Linked DNA regions of Homo sapiens: region 2 is linked to region 1. Evidence: chromatin loops called from intact Hi-C (ENCODE). Cell type or tissue: heart right ventricle. All regions are shown on one strand.

Evidence for each region. Hi-C counts contacts between places; a loop is a spot of excess contacts. Peaks named below come from ENCODE experiments on the same cell type or tissue, not always from the same donor. Only the 100,000 strongest peaks of a DNase experiment are listed, where the experiment ranks them.
Region 2: it touches region 1 in a loop (2.5-fold over the local background); 3 of 110 quality-filtered maps call a loop at or near these places.

Annotation. Positions count from the first base shown.
Region 1 is chr3:178,450,212-178,458,211 of GRCh38, reverse strand. It overlaps LINC01014 (long intergenic non-protein coding RNA 1014), which reads right to left. Exons shown (of 3, transcript NR_046786.1): 2 at 1,438-1,598; 3 at 907-1,118. Among named protein-coding and RNA genes, the nearest start is that of LINC01014, 35 kb to the right of the region's middle. In heart right ventricle, no CTCF peak of the experiment used is centred here; a DNase peak (open chromatin) is centred at 3,221; H3K27ac peaks cover 3,257 bases.
Region 2 is chr3:178,850,818-178,858,817 of GRCh38, reverse strand. All of the region lies in intron 2 of KCNMB2-AS1 (KCNMB2 antisense RNA 1), which reads left to right. Among named protein-coding and RNA genes, the nearest start is that of KCNMB2-AS1, 5.6 kb to the left of the region's middle. In heart right ventricle, no CTCF peak of the experiment used is centred here; no DNase peak of the experiment used is centred here; H3K27ac peaks cover 608 bases.

The DNA.
Region 1 (8,000 bases):
AATGAGACCCCATCTCTTACATCAAAAACAAAATAAACTTCTTAACTGATGCATTTAAAAAAGATTTAGACTGGCAAAAATTTAATAGGATTGGTAATCTCCAATACTGACAGGGGTATGAGGAATTGCGATCCCAAATACACAAGGATATAAATACAAGGGTGCTCATGGATAACTAACTTGTTGTAATGGGGAAAAGTTGGAAAAAAACTTAATATTCATTGATAGGGGAAATAAGGTAGGTTAATTTTGTATGACATTATATAGCTGTTAAAAGAATAAAAAAGATATGTATGATTCATGGAGGAATGTCCACAATACATTACTGAATTAAAAAGTTATGTCAAAGAACTGTATTTATCGCATTATGACATTTTTTCAAAAGCAAAAACACTATTAAACAGTTTATATTTAAATACACACACACACACACACATTGTACACAGAGAGAAAAATGACTGGAGAATTAACAAATTATTAATAGTAGGATGGGAATGGTGGTCATGGGAAAGGCATTTGCTTTTCATTTTGTCCTCGAGTATTTTTTAACTTATTTTTTACAAGCATGTATTAATCATTTACTTTTAAACAATTCTTTTAAGTTTAATCCATGTGCACAACTATCAAATAGTGTTAGTGTATAGGTTAGAACAGTGCCTAGCTCAAAGTAGCAATCAATAGTTACTATCTGAACAAATGATTTCTGAAAATCATTACTGTCTGTAAATAATTCAAACTTCTGCTCAAAAAGCCATTGTAAAAACCTTTTACTAAGACATTTTCTTATAAAAATTGCTAGCTTAATCTGGTTTTCTTGTGGCTTGTAAAAGCACTTTAATTCAGAGTTTGGTAATACACACTTAACTGTGTTAGCAGCATCTTTAAAACCAAGAGACTAATAGGAGTGCGATAGCAAAAAAGCTTTAATTACTGCAGAACCAGTGGCAGGAGAAGGAAACTGTCAGTTTTCACACCTCAGTGAAGGCTGTGCGAGGGTCTTGCAGGTTCAGATGTACGTGGTCAAGTGATAAATGGCAGGCTCTGGATTCGGTTGTGGTCTGAGCTCAGCATTGGGGCAGGAAACAAACAGTGCCTTCAGCACTTGTCTGACACCATCCCTGGCAGGAGACAAGTCCAGAAAGAGCTATGCACAGTCAATGATTTTCCTTTTCAGCCCTGTCTATCCTACAGCAGCTGGAGTAGCTGCTCTAGGAGGCTGTAATTGATAGCTTTGATTTACCGAAGAAAAATAACTGGGCAGTTATGTAGTCCAGGGACAAGCCCTTCTGAATGTGAAAACGGTGCCCTCTCAGTAACAAGGGACTGTTATTGATCTTTACACTGTCATTTCTGCTGTGAACCAACCTCGACCAAGTATGGGCTTCCCTCTGTGTATTCCTGTCCCTGATTTAGTCCCAGAACATTTTGGAAACTTACCAGGTCTGCATATCAGCTTAATATGTCCACCACATGCACTCTCTCTTTCATGGCCTCCCTTATGGACTGTGATTCCATTTGTGTTGTATGATTTTGCAATTGTGATTTGTTGTTTTGTATTGTTTTCAAGTTGTGTCAAGCACGCACATGTAGTTTCCCACCTTAGAAACAATTTGACAGAGGAAAGAAAGAAACTGTATTAAAGACAAGCAAAATGTTTCCTTTCTAAAACTCTTTTCACTGAATAACTGCCACTTCTCAGGAGTGTGAGTTTTGTTTTCATTTGTGTTTGTGAAGTAGAGAAAATATATTTGAAGGCACAGGCAAAGGAACTTGCCACGACCTTCAATTTTTTGAAAATCGTGTAATTTACATTAAATTTCTTAAAATTTTGCATTCTTTTCTATTATCTGTGTTTTTATTTGAATACAAAATTAATAATTAAAATTATTTAATGCAGAACTAAATAGGTCCTCCAGGAAGAGGGAGATTTCTCTTCTGTGGCTTCTGATTTTATGACCAGGCAGTACTGAGACAGCCAGGTGGGAGGGGGTCCTCAGAGAAACTCCAGCCAGCTTGCCCACTGAGGTGGAGCCTTATGAAGTTTACGATGTTTGTAGTAGGGAGGAGTCTGGCTCCTCCTCTTCCTGTGTGGAGCCTGGGATTTGAACAGTGGGTGTGAAGTGCTCTAGAAGGGACTCTGACCTAGCAAGAGTCCCTGTTTCCCCCTTTTCTTCCTCTTCACCCAATAAAACCCTGTCTCACTCATCATTCAAATTGTCTGTGAGCCTGAATTTTCATGGCTGTGGGACAAAGCACCCCATCTTTAACTGAATTAAGGAAAAGTCCTGCAACAGTGTGACCTAGAATGTGCACAATCCTGGAGATCTGGAGAAGCCAACAACATCCCTAATAGGAAAGCATTAACATGTTCATTTTAGTAACAAACAGAACCCCAGGAGTATTTCCCGAGTTCATGGACTAACACCTAACTCCAGATACAGCCATTCCCACAAGACCATGCTATGGAAATTCTCTTCTATTAATTTTGTTTCTTCTCTTTCATCCCTCTTAGCTTTACATTAAATAGAGTGTTTTTTTATATTAAGTATAACATGTGTTTAAAAATTATTAAATGGTAAGTTCTCTGGTAACTTATTTATTTTTTAAGAGCAGAGAAAGGGGTAGGATAAAGCAAAGGCTTTATCAAAAACCCTATACAAAATTTTGGAAGTGTGTAGTTACAGACCCCATACTGGGGCTGCATTCTTTCTCGCTGACATTTTTGGCAGAGTGACTGAGTGGCAAATCACCAGATCCAAGTTCTAACTTGTAATGCTACCAAATAATTTCCTGTGCATGGGGGAGTCATAAACTCTCTTATACCCTTCTATCACACATATTATTGAGGAAGTGAGGGCTGAAATCAGTGATCTTTGAGGTCTCCACACTGTTGTTTTACTCCAGTGGAAGATTCAATAGAGGATGGAGAAAATTCACACCCCCTAGCCTGGCCTTTTCATAATATTGCTTGGGCTGATTCAAGGGACAGTGCACTTTTTTTCAGCTAATGTTTTTACTTCACAGTAACACTATGATATGTATTCCATATTTTATTTTCTTCTTTCAATTTGTCTTGATGTCTACTGTTCTACTATAACTGTTTAAATGGAGAACAAGATTAGTTCATCTTTCATGAAGCTTCCAAATATGCTGGCGGGCCCATGTCTACTCTTTGGCTCCAGCTTCCCTCGACTGTCAGCTGCTCTGGCCATGCAGCAATCGTCATTCCCAGCTGCAGCAAGAGACCCAGTGGAGTGCTGGCCTGGCTCAGATGCAACCTACAGTGTTATTTTTATAATCTGGAAGTCCTAGGCAAAGAAAGCAACTCTTCTTCCGTCAGCTATTAGCTATTCCCTACTGTCCAAGATCCTGTGGTTCTTCAATGACTCAGAAGGCAGCAAAGTCTAATCTCTTGACCTTGCTATTCAGCTTCCTTCACTGTAGAGAAGGTGATTACAAAGGACCAACCATTTAATTAGCTTCTGGGGCCTACAGCTTGCAGTTTTACATTTCTCTTTCTCGTGATTGAATATTTTATTTAGTACTCTTTGGTAGAGCAAACACTGAGCCACTGCTAGCATTTCCTGGTGAATGATATGGGATTGGCTATCAAGACTTATTTATTTTAGAAGAAGGAGGTAAAAACTAATTGAAGTTTATCTGTTTTTACAAATGCAGAAAATTTCTAGGAAGCATTAGTAAGCTATCCAGTTCTATGCATTTTAGGTTTGGGTGCAAACTATTGAATTGTAATAATTAATTAGGCTCAGGAACAGCCATCTTTGGTTATGCTTTCTAAATCCTTTGGCTAAACTCTCTTAATCAATATTCACTTAAAAGTGTGGTGTGCTCCTCGACTCCATCCTTTCCCTTTCCCTAGCAATGTCCAATTATTTCAGGTGGAGGTAACTTTATTTTTCTAAATATCTTTAGTGTAAGTTTGCTTATAAATTCATCAAATATTTATTTAACAGTTACGGCAAGATATTTGAACATCTTATCAAAAAAGATCAATCAAATATAAATAAGAATATGAAAAGATGTTTAACATGACTAGTCTTCAGGGAAATGCAGACTAAAACCATAATGAGGTACTGCTGGATACCTATTATGCAAACTAAAACCATAATGAGGTACTGCTGGATACCTATTATGCAAACTAAAACCATAATGAGGTACTACTGGATACCTATTGGAATAACTTTAAAAAATGACAATCTCAAGTACATGAAAGGATGCAGAGTAACTTAAACTCTAATACATTGCTTTTGGAAAACAGTTTCCAGTAACTTATTAACTTATTAAGTTAATCATATGCTGATAATTGACTTATTAAGTTAATCATATGCTGATAATATGACCCAGTGCTTCTATTCTTAGGTATTTGCCCAAATGAAATAAAAATTATTTTGGAACAAACATATGGATGATTTATTTTCCATCAAACTAGAAACAACTCTAATATCTTTCCACTGGGGCCTGGATAAATGCTGGTATATTTGTACCACGGAATATTACTAAGGAAAAAACAGAAATGTACCACAGTACTGATACAACCACAATAAGGATGAACTTCAAACACACTATGATAAATGAAAGAAGCCAGACTCGAAAGGTTACATACTGTGTGTATGTGGTTGCCAGGGGCTGGAGTTGTGAGATTGACTATGAAAGGGCAACATGAAGAAATTTAGGGGGTGATGGAACTGTTCTATATCTTGATGGTGGTAGTGGTTACATTATGATATACAATTTTCAAAATTCACAAACAAGGTGAATTTTATTGTATGTAAATTACTCTTTAACAATAAAAGCAAAAATTATTGAACACCTGCTATGTGCTGTTGTTCCAGAAGTGAAAAGACAGACCAGGTTCTTGCTTCCTAGATCTTATATCCTTGTTCTGTGTTCACTCTTCTGTGTCCACAGTCAGCACTAAAGTCTATGTTCTTTTCGTCTTTTGCCTGCTCTAACCTTCTAAATTGATCCCCTTGTCTCCCAACTCTCCTCTTCTCCAATCCATTTTCAATAATGCTACCAAATGAATCTTTTTATGATGTCAACTTGATTATGCATCTTCCATGTGGCAGTGGATAGTTTCTATGATTTGTAGCCTTTTAGCTTCTTTGAAATACCTTTTCTGTGCTTGGAATTTCTCACATCAGGGTTTCCTAGATAGAAGCTAGAAATTCACTTTCCAGTCTCCCTTGCAGCTATGGTGCTGGCATACGACCTGGGCCAATCAGAAGAATATAAGCATGACTATGATTAGACAAAAAGCAATGGGAGGAAGGAGGTGCTGTGTGGAATTCATTTCTGTTGAGGGTGACAGGAATGGCTTTCTTAGAGTACTGGGGGAGGTTTTGCTGCCTAGTGCCCAGGGTCTTGATGTGACCGCTAGAGTATGTGCTCAGTGGTCTTTGCTGGAGTCTCTAAGTCTGGACTCACAGTCTCTGCCAGAGTGTCTCTGAACTACTTAATATTCTTTAATAAATTCTTCTTTTTCTCCTTAAGCTAGAGTGGTTACTGTTTTTCACTTACTTTGCCTCTGAATCTCAATAGATACACCTATGTATAAGCCTTCAAAGACTTCCCATCACCTTAGGAAAAAAATCAGTACTTTTAACTATGGCATCTAAGGCCTTCAACATAGAGTTCATACATACTTTCCAGTTTAAACTGTTCTCAATGTGCTCTATGTTTTAGTCACCCTAAACTTGCTGTTTGTCCAACACTTCATTCTCATTTATACCTTCATGCCTTTGCAGATGATGTTCCCTTTGTTTAGTATAAGTTTTCCTTTTTTCTCACCACTTTGTAACCCTCTCTTCATGTTGCCCTTATTTACCCTTCAATTCCATTCAAAATCTATCTCAAATACCACGAGCTCAAATGCCCTTTGTGAAGCCTTCCTTGATATCCTTAACATGGTCCCAGCGCCCAAGAGCTGTTTGCTTCCTCCTGTATCTGAGAACTTCTTGTATTGTATTATGATGTTTTGTTCATTTAGTCATTCATTCAATAATAATTATTGAGCAAATACCATGTGCCAGGCACAGAGCTAAAATCTGAATGATAAGTAGGAGTTAATTAGGTAAAAATGGAGTAGAGTGTGTTCCCACAGAGATCAGCATGGAAAGTGGGCAGGCAGCTCATGAAGAGTGTGAGCCTCCAAGTGAGGGCAAGTGTAGTGGCCAGGGCTGAGGAGCAGGTGTGCCCCCTTCAGTCTTCTGCAAGTCCTTTGAGGCAGGAGCCCAGTTTTACTCACCTTTGTGCCTCTAGTGAAGCCAATCAGGCATGGAGTTGACATTCAATGAAGGGTTATTGAATTAATAAATAAATCACCAGATCATGTCTCTCCCTAAAACATTTATTTGATGCTTGAACCAGAGGAGATAATTTAGGCTTAATTTCCTGTGCATCAAATCATTGTCAGGACATAAGTATTACCTTTAATTAGCAAGCAAAGTCTCCCACTTCCTCACACTAATAATCCAGTGTTGCATTGATGTAATAGTGGCAGACCAACTTCAAAAGTGTTTTCTTGGATAATTGTTTGGGTGTCATCGGTTTACTTATCTTTAAAAGCCTATTAACACAGCAGATATCTCCAATCTGCTTTTTCATGTGATTCTGTCATCATAGCAACCTCACAAATCAACTCTCTGATGTGTCTTAACATTATAGCTTGGGCAAAATGAGGGAAAATAATTTTCTGATCATTACACAGAAAACCAGTGTCACAATAAGAGCCATTTCTTCCCAGACCTTTCTTTCATGGCCAAGGGTCATCTTTTAATAAAAGAGGTATTAAGTGAGGCAAGAGCTGCATGTTTAAATCAATCTGTGTGCAGTAAGTGTCGATACCTCCTTTAGCCCTATATCCATGGGATACAGAACAGCCACTTCCTGGCGAGGGTGAAACTGGAGGCACCAAGCTTCAATGTCATCCACAGGGCTTGGAATGTAAATACATGTCATTGCTGCTTTGGATAGTTTTGAAACCCTCTCCTACCATCAGATAGCAATGTCTTTCCTTTGATTTGGTACCAAAATTAAGCTGAATTTTAATCACCTCCTTAATGCTTAACTTCACAGAGAAACAGACTGAGTATTAGGGATATCTTTCTGATGTTTTCAATGAACCAGAGGCACAGACTTTGCTGTCATCTTCAGCCAAGGACAAATTGTAATTGGCAAGGCTGGCAAATTGCTTCTTCTTATTGGAAACTGCCATTGGCACATTAGATTGAAAATAAGATCCTTCCTGTATGGAGGTGATGTGGTTCTTTACCATGCAGCTGTAAGTGAAAAGTTGTTTTTCTAAACTAATGTTTATAGAGGTAATTCAGTTTGTGATACTAAGGGATATAAATTTGGGATATTACTGAGAATGATTCAGCTTTCATTTTTTACTTGAACTCCTGCAGTTGCCCTTTTTTCTTCCTCCTTAAACGTGTGATGGTACATCCGTCTTGTTAGGAACATGCTCAGAGGATAAAAATGAGCAGTCTTCCTTAAGAGGAAAGTGAGAATTGAAAGGCGGAATATGCCATCATCACAAACATTGCACCCAGATGACAGACATGGGACTTCATACTGACACCATTAATCATGATGGGGCCCTGTGGCTGTCTGCTACACAGCTCTCAGCTAGACTTACTTTGATATGTCTAAGAGGCTCATTTTTGGATGTTAAAGGTGGTTGGCTCTGTGCTCTGTTTTAGTGGAGACTCGGGGCAATGGGAGTCTCTTTCCTAGCCCGAATACAAGGCACCCACACTATTTTCTAATTAATAAGCAAGGTATTAACAAGTTTCTGAAACAGAATATAAAATGTTCTTCAGGTGCAATCAGCATTGTACTCACTCATAGCTAAATAAATAAATAAATAAAGGGCTAACTTCATAAGACAGAGATGGTAAAACTTGAGAATCTATTTTTTATAGTCCTATTGATCCTTTCAGAACTCCTTACTGTCTTTTACATCTGTACCAGAG
Region 2 (8,000 bases), 400 kb before region 1:
AAGATAGATTATTTGGAACAATTTCAAAGTCTTTTAAAATTATGTTGATCATTGAACTTTTCAAGGCATGTATAGCTTGAAGGAGTCCACATTTTGAAAACTGTATGGTTCAAGTGACTTTTCTTGGAGCAATCTACCTAGGTGGACATAGATAAGAACTTTTCATATGTAAGAGTATATGAAAAATGGAAGAGAAAATAGGTGAGAATTAGAATCCAATTCTTTTGGAGAATTACATTTCTTAAAAATAAAGGAATTAAAACTCTTTGAATAGGTAATATAGTCAATAGTTCAAAACTGAATGCTACTAAAGGATATATGTGACAAGTAGCTTTGCATCCCCCAACTTCCAGCCACTAAGTACCCTCCTAGAAGGCAATCAACAATATAAGTTCCTTGTGCATTTTGCAGAGATAGTCATGTGTAGGCAAATGTATACCTATATGTATCTGTATACCTTAGGGCAGTCTATCAGGAAGGGCAAACTGGAACTCTCAGGCCACAGGCAGAATTCAACTGATAGAAATGAGCCCACTCAGATTATCTAGTATAATCTTCTTTATTTAGAGTCAATTGATCATAGATGCTAATCATGTCTACAAAATACTTTCACATGACACTTAGATTTAGTATTTGATTGAATAACTGGGACCATATCCTGGTCAAGTTGACACATAAAACTGATCATCACAAGTCCACTGCTTGTCAATTTGGCACTCATACATACCTCTTTAAACGATACGTAATCTCCAAATAAAGACAGTAACAAAGTCATACTTCCACTTAACATGTTACAAGTATCCTGTGTAGAATACAAATATGCTAATTATTTCCCAGAATACTAATTATTTCACAAATCCTTGGGTGACATTCACTCTTATTCTTAATATCTTGCAACTTAAGTATACTGATGTAAAGTCAACTGTAATTAAACTGTAAGTATACTGATGTAAAGTTAACTGATGTAAAGTGAACTGTAATTAAAACTGTAACATCTATATTATGTTAGATGATAAGAGAATAAGAGTGGGAAGAAAACAAATATATTTGGTTAAAATATATGCAAATGTATTCATAACAAAATGAGAAAACAGTACCAATAACTATCACAATTCTCATTTCTACAACCGGCCATATGATCATAACTGGTATTTGTTGCTACCTTCTTCCACTACACATTACATATTCCATTTTCATTTTGGCCTCAGCAAGCACCTAAGTTTATCTTGGCTCTTTGCCTGGTGGGGTGACCCAAATCTCATTCCTGAAGGATCTGGGCCATTATCCTGCCTGAACTGGGTTGTTGTAGTTTTTCACCGATTCAAGGCAATAGGCATGGCTGTACTAAAAGATGCCATAAGGCAGGGGTCCCCAATCCACAGGTCATGGACCAAACTGGGCTGCACAGCAGGAGGTGAGTGGCGGGTGAGGAGCATTACAGCCTGAGCTCCGCCTCCAGTCAGATCAGCGGTGGCAGTAGATTCTCATAGGTGCGCAAACCCTATTGTGAACTGCACATGCGAGGGATCTGGGTTGCACACTCCTTATGAGAATCTAACTAATGTCCGATGATCCGAGGTGGAACAGTAGTATCCTGAAACTGCCTCCCCCTTCCACCAGTTCATGGAAAAATTGTCTTCTATGAAACTGGTCCCTGGTGCCAAAAAGTTGGAGATTGCGGCCATAATGGATCTCCTGTATTCCAACACATACTGTTCTGTACACTCATTTTGTAATAGCAACCTGTTTTTTTTTTCCCTTGGTAATTAACATCAGTCTCCCCAGCCAGCACAGTAAATCCCTCTTTGCCTGTTGATTCAGGGCCATGAGTAGTAAGTGGCTGAGTGCCAGTCTTAACTTACAGTGTAGTGAAATCATACAGTGTAGTGAAGCATTTACTCTCTTTGAGACTAAGACCTTTGGACCAGCAGGGCAAAGGTCTGCTGCGGATGGGAAATCATGAGATGAGAAGCAAAATTTTTGTCAGTGGATGATTAGGGCTAATTTTGAGTGATGCCACTCCTATTTCTACCCTTTAATTCCTGGACTTTTGAATTCTGGCTATCAGAGAAACAGCACCACATATTGGATGAAAATTCAGAACATAATCAGCTTTCTAGAGAACATTGACCCAGCACTATAAGGCTTTGCCAACTAGCTGGTGTGGTAACTGAGTCTTCAGAAGGCCATTCCACCGTTCTGTCAAACCAGCTGCTTCAGAATGGTGGGGAACATAAGACTAGTGAATTCCACGAGCCTGGGTCTATTGCTGCACTTCATTTGCTGTAAAGTGAGTTCTTTAATCAGAAGCAATGCTGGAGGGTAGAATACTAGGGATAAGACATTTTGTAAGTTGAAAGACGGCATTTTCAGCAGTATTATTTCATGCAGCAAAGGCAAATTCCTATCCAGAGTAAGTTTTTATTCCAGTAAGAACAAATTTCTGCCCCTGTTGATGATGGTAGTGGTCCAGACTAATCAACCTGCAACCAAATTGATCACCCTACAGAATAGTGTCATGTCAGAGACTCAGTGTTGTTCTCTGATGCTGGAAGATTGGACATTCATTGGTGGCTGTAGCTGGATCAGCCTTGGAATTTATATTACTGAACCTATGCATATCTTTAATCTCTGCCTCAGTGACCACATTTTATGAGCCCATTGGGTGATGGGGAATGGCTAGGGAAAGAGGCTGAGTGGCATCCACAGTCATCCCATGTACTTGAAGCTGGTGTTACATACTGGCTTCTCCCTTGCTTCTTTTACTTAATAAATCTCTTGCAAATATTCCATATCAGTGCATGAAGAGTTTTGAGAAAACACATCTTTCCAAGATATTTTTTTTCCTTTGTATAATGTGAACAGACTGAATTTATGGCCATGCGATTTAAGTGAAAGTCAACAAAGGGGCGAGCTCATGTCTGGACTTGAACTGGTGACATTTTCTGATGTGCTGAGCTGACCACGGAATTAGAAATACTCAGTACCTGAGAAGGAAGCCTGTGCCACAGGATGCCAGGAAAGTTCCTGAAGCTTCAGAGTCCAGTCGAGTTTTGGTCATGACTGTATAACACTTTCATAGTAGCTCATGAGCATTGACCCAAACCAATGACTATCCTTGGCTGTCCTTGTCTTTTCCCAACTTGTCTTTAACTCAATGATGCCTATTCCTTTCATTTGTTAATCTGTGTATCCTCTCTCATCTTCTCATAGCAGGGACCTTGACATAATCATTGTTGTAGTCTAAGTGCCTAGCATAATGCCTGATACATAGTAGGTGCTCAATTTATATTCACATTTAAATTCATTCAACAAATATTAACTGAGCCCCTGCTATTAATGCATGTTGACTGAATACTCCCTTTCTGTTTTCTTTATTTCTTTTTCTGGCTATAACTCTTTCCTTCTTTCTTTCTTTATTTGGCACAAAAGGAAAACAAGTCTTATTGAAAGACAACTTAGTTCAACTCAATTCTACAAACACTTAGTGAGTGTCTACTTTATGCTAGGCATAGAATTTGACAAAGTTTTCTCTCAGGACACTAGCTAGTAGAAAAGAAAGACACCCAAGAATATAATCAAAAGTAAGGTTGGGGAATGCCAGGATAGGAACATGCTTTTGGAGCTAGGAGAGTATTTTCCTGCCAGCAGATGTTTAGTGTGACAGAAGAGGTCATAGTAAGAGATTAATACTAACAACAACAATTAGAATATATGTAGTGATTACTAAGTTCTTGGCACTATTGTTAGTACTTTACATGTATTAGCTCATATACTCCTCACAACAACCCTAAAAGATAGGTACTAGTGTTATCCTAGCTTTTGGAGTGGGAAAACTGAGACACAGAGAGGTTTGCTAATATGGCAGAGCCCCATATTCCAATCCCCCACCTCCACCCCCCAGTTTCACCCTCAACCAATGGCTGATAGGAACTGGTGTATTAGTAACTGAGGAATCTTACCTCTCAGGTGGCTAATTCTTAGGTGGGATAGCTCTGAGGCAAAAGTTCTTCGTTATTGCACAGTTTCCCTGTGGGATAAAATGTCAGCTGTCATAGAGGCAGCGGGCTTGATAATGTTCCGTTAACTAAGGCGAAGTTTTTTCTCTTTCTCCTTTCCCTACTCTCCTGCTGGTATTTTCCGAACCTCTCAAATAAACTGCTGGCCCTTGAATCCTTGTCTCAGTCTGCTTCTGGGTGAATCCAAAGTTGTGAGTGAACCCAAACCAAAACAAGTGACACACCCAGGGTAGATTTGAACCCAGCCTTTGGACTCCTGAGTGTATGCTCTCCCCAATCCCTTTACCTACACTGGGGGCAGGATAGACAAAGAGACTGAGAAAGTCCTCTGGGTTTGAAGAAAATAGTTCAGTGTGACTAGAACAGAGCGGTCTGGGGAGTGGGGGTGTGGGGAAGGGGTGGGGAGATGAGATCAAACAGGCAACGTGGGATGAATGCATGAAGTTCATGTAGATCAAACTAAGGCATTTGAGCCTTATCGCAAAGGCAATGGGAAGTCACTGCATGGTTTTGCTCAGGGTTTGATATGATCAGATATATATTTACAAAAGTTCATTCTGGTGACAATGTAGAGGATGAATTGGAGTAAAGGGCAGTGGAGAGATTGCAGGTAGGATGACTGGTTTGAGGCTACAGCAACTAGGAGAACAACAGTGTATATAGAAAAGAAGGGGCTGACCTGACAGGCACTTAGGACATAGGATCAATGCTACATGGTGCAGGGCAGTTTTGTGGATGGCCTTCGACTGACTCAGTTCTCCATCTTTCTCACTTGTAGTTCTCAAGAATAACTATAGAATGTGCTGAGAACGCAACATCCTGGGATAAGGAGGGACTGGCTGGAACAGCTCAGTCTCTGTTCTAGTCTCCCCTAGAAACTGGAGGTCTTCCAATGCTTCAGCCTAGCAAATCACATAACCCCAAGGTATAAAATCTAGGGTGGGCTGCTTTCTGGGGTCCCTCAGCTTTGGCACAAGTGGGGACATGCGGTCATGACTCCATTTGCCCTGAGCCTTGGAGGGCCAGCTTACAATGAATCTTAGCCTTCTTTTGTCCCTTGCTGCCTCGTTGTAAGTAACTTCTTATATGTGAGTGTTCTGTATCACTGGATTCAGACAATTTGATAACCAATTTACAGTGAAGCTACTTTGCACATGGTGACTGGGTGTGGTTAGGTGCATACCTGAAGGAAATTGAGATATGTAGGGTGAATCTGAGGATTTGGGTGGAGGGTAGTGACTTTAACTGTAGTGGGAATATGTTGGGGGCAGGGATTGTGGTATGTGAGAGAGTCTGTGTTTAGAAAAAGGACTATTTCAAGTGGACATACTAAGTTTTAAGTGCCTGAAGGCTATCCAGGTAGAGATATCCAGAGGCAGATGAAAATAGAGCTCTGAGATTTACTAAGGAGGCAACAACTGAATGTACAAATTTGGGGATGTCAGTTGATATTTGAAGGTATTAAAGCCCTGGGCATGAATGGAGTTCCTTGAAAACTCCAAAAGGCAAAAAAGCTGCTGTGGACAGTATATATTTTCAAGCATATTATCTCATTTAATTTTCATAATAATCATCTAAGATGAGGATGAAAGATATTATTTTCATCATCATCTTGTAAAGGAGAAAGCTGAGACTTGAGAGAGGTTAGAAAACTTACTTCCTTAGCTGGAGATGGGAAAGAGCTGAGATAAAGGCTAGATCTACTGGCTCCAAGTCCAGTGTCCTTCCCATCCCACCACACTGGTGACATCTCAAAATATGTTTGCATGCCTGTGTTGAGTGATTTAGGTATTCTCTAGGAAAGTTTCTTTGTAAGAGAAGGTATTGTATTTTTCTTTATGTTTTATATATATAATCTGTATTGTATTGTAGAAACCTGGCATATGCCATAACATGATGTGTAATGTTCTTTTCTGTAATTTATGCTTATTTACTGATAACTGGACATATATTTAACTCAATGATTGGACCTAGGCATAGATGATAATCCCATTTTTCAAGGGAGTGCTTTCCTTGCAGGTGAATTCTCAGAGGCTCAGCTAATACTGGTGCATTTTTCTCGGTCCATTTATTTCTACATCACCTGTCACCATGGTTGTCTCCCTTTTCATTATTTTTGACCATGTGCTAAGCATCCAACCTTACTCTATAGAATTAAGTTTTAGGCTGTAATAATTCACATTTATTCAGTGGACATCCTGAATGCCTACAGCAAATCTTTCCGAGGTTTTTCTTGTCCACCTTTTATGATCTGAGGAAAGCACTCTCCAAATAGTACCATAAGTCACGTCAGGAAAGGACCCTGACACAGAGCCACCTTGGAACTCAACCAGTTTTGGCCAAGATGTTAGAAAACCTACTTCCCTCTGTTATTTGCCCAGGAAATGACACTGACATTTGAAAAAATGTTACAGAAGAGGCCTTATTATGTGACAAACTGTGACATTAAAAAAATACATGATTTGTGGCATATTTTATTTATTTGGGGAAAAAATCCTGACAATGTCAAATACATATAAGTGAGTCAGGTCCTCGTTCCAACCCTGTGGCAGTCAATGCCAGAACTCAGCTGAACAGATTAAAGGAGCTGCTGGAACCCACAGAATGCAGAAAGGGGCCTGGCAATTCGCTTTCCCACCTCTTGAAGCTTATGTTAAGTGGTGGTGGGAAAAATGATCCCCGATTATGGTATGACACTCCCTGATGTGTTTTTCAGCTTGTTGCTGTTTTATTTAATTTCCAGTCAATTATACTGATGTCTGGATCATTAGTGATTTCCTTTTAGGCAGAAAAACATCACTATCCTGATCCTTTTCTTTGAACATCAGAGTTTTCTTATTCTATATTTTAATTATGATAGTAATCAATCATGACTTACTTATAAGAAGGGACAGTTTCTGAAACTTCTGTCCCCTACTTTCACCCTCTTCAATGTGTCTAGAACAGAGCAGCTGCAACTCATTTAGGCTGTGGATGTGGCCTGCCTGGTGAAAAACTTGAATAAGCCATTTCTTCCAGAAGGTGTGTGTATGTGTGTGTGTGTGTGTGTGTGTGTGTGTATGTGCAGACTTCTGAAACACTATGGCCCTTTTCCCACCACATCAGACTTTCTGAGTATTCAGATTATTTTTGTGAGAGCAGAAAGTGTTTCACCATATGAAGAAAATGTTGGTCATCTACAGTCATCTTTTCTTTTTAGGAGAATAAAAATGTTTCCGGTATAATAACATTAAGCCATATATCAGGTAATAGTCGTACTTTTTCCGATTTGCTAGCAATTGGAGAAAGTAAAGGATAAATAATATTTTCACTTTCTGAATTGATAGCTCATGTTTAGGTCCTTAATCTGAAGTTAAAATAAATGCTGGAAAATCCTCGCATAAAAGTGTGAATATACGTAGAGTGTGTGTTTAATCAGAGCCCCGTTTCTTGACTCTTTTCTGGGGAAAGAAACAGAGGAACTTGGGTTCCGTTTCTGGCACTTTTGCATGTAGCCCTGTTGCTAACAACCCTGGTTCTAATGTATATATTCATTCTCTACTGCTTATCTGCATCTCTCTCCGTACCTCTTGTTTTCTTTTTGGGTGACTCTGAATTTTCTAAACTCAGACACTTCCTTGCTCAGCCTCATGCCTCTATGTTAACAGGCAGTTTCTGGGATTTCAGACATGCTAGGTGAGATTCAACACTGGGACCAAATCCCTTCTTTCACCATTTGGGGGAGTGGATGGGAATCCTCCTCAGAGGTTGCTCCCTGAAAGGAACTGGGAGCAAGTGATAAAAACCCACATTAGTCTCTTGACACCTCATCCACATTCCTCTGATTTGGATGCTTTTAAATCTTCCCAGAACTGATCTTAGTTATGAGATTCCATTTGGCAGAGCTAAGGCTGGGGCCGGTCCTAGGAAAAACTATTAGGAGAGATGAAACTTGCCTTAAGAATCTTTTATTGTGAAACATGCTATGAACATCTTTCTACT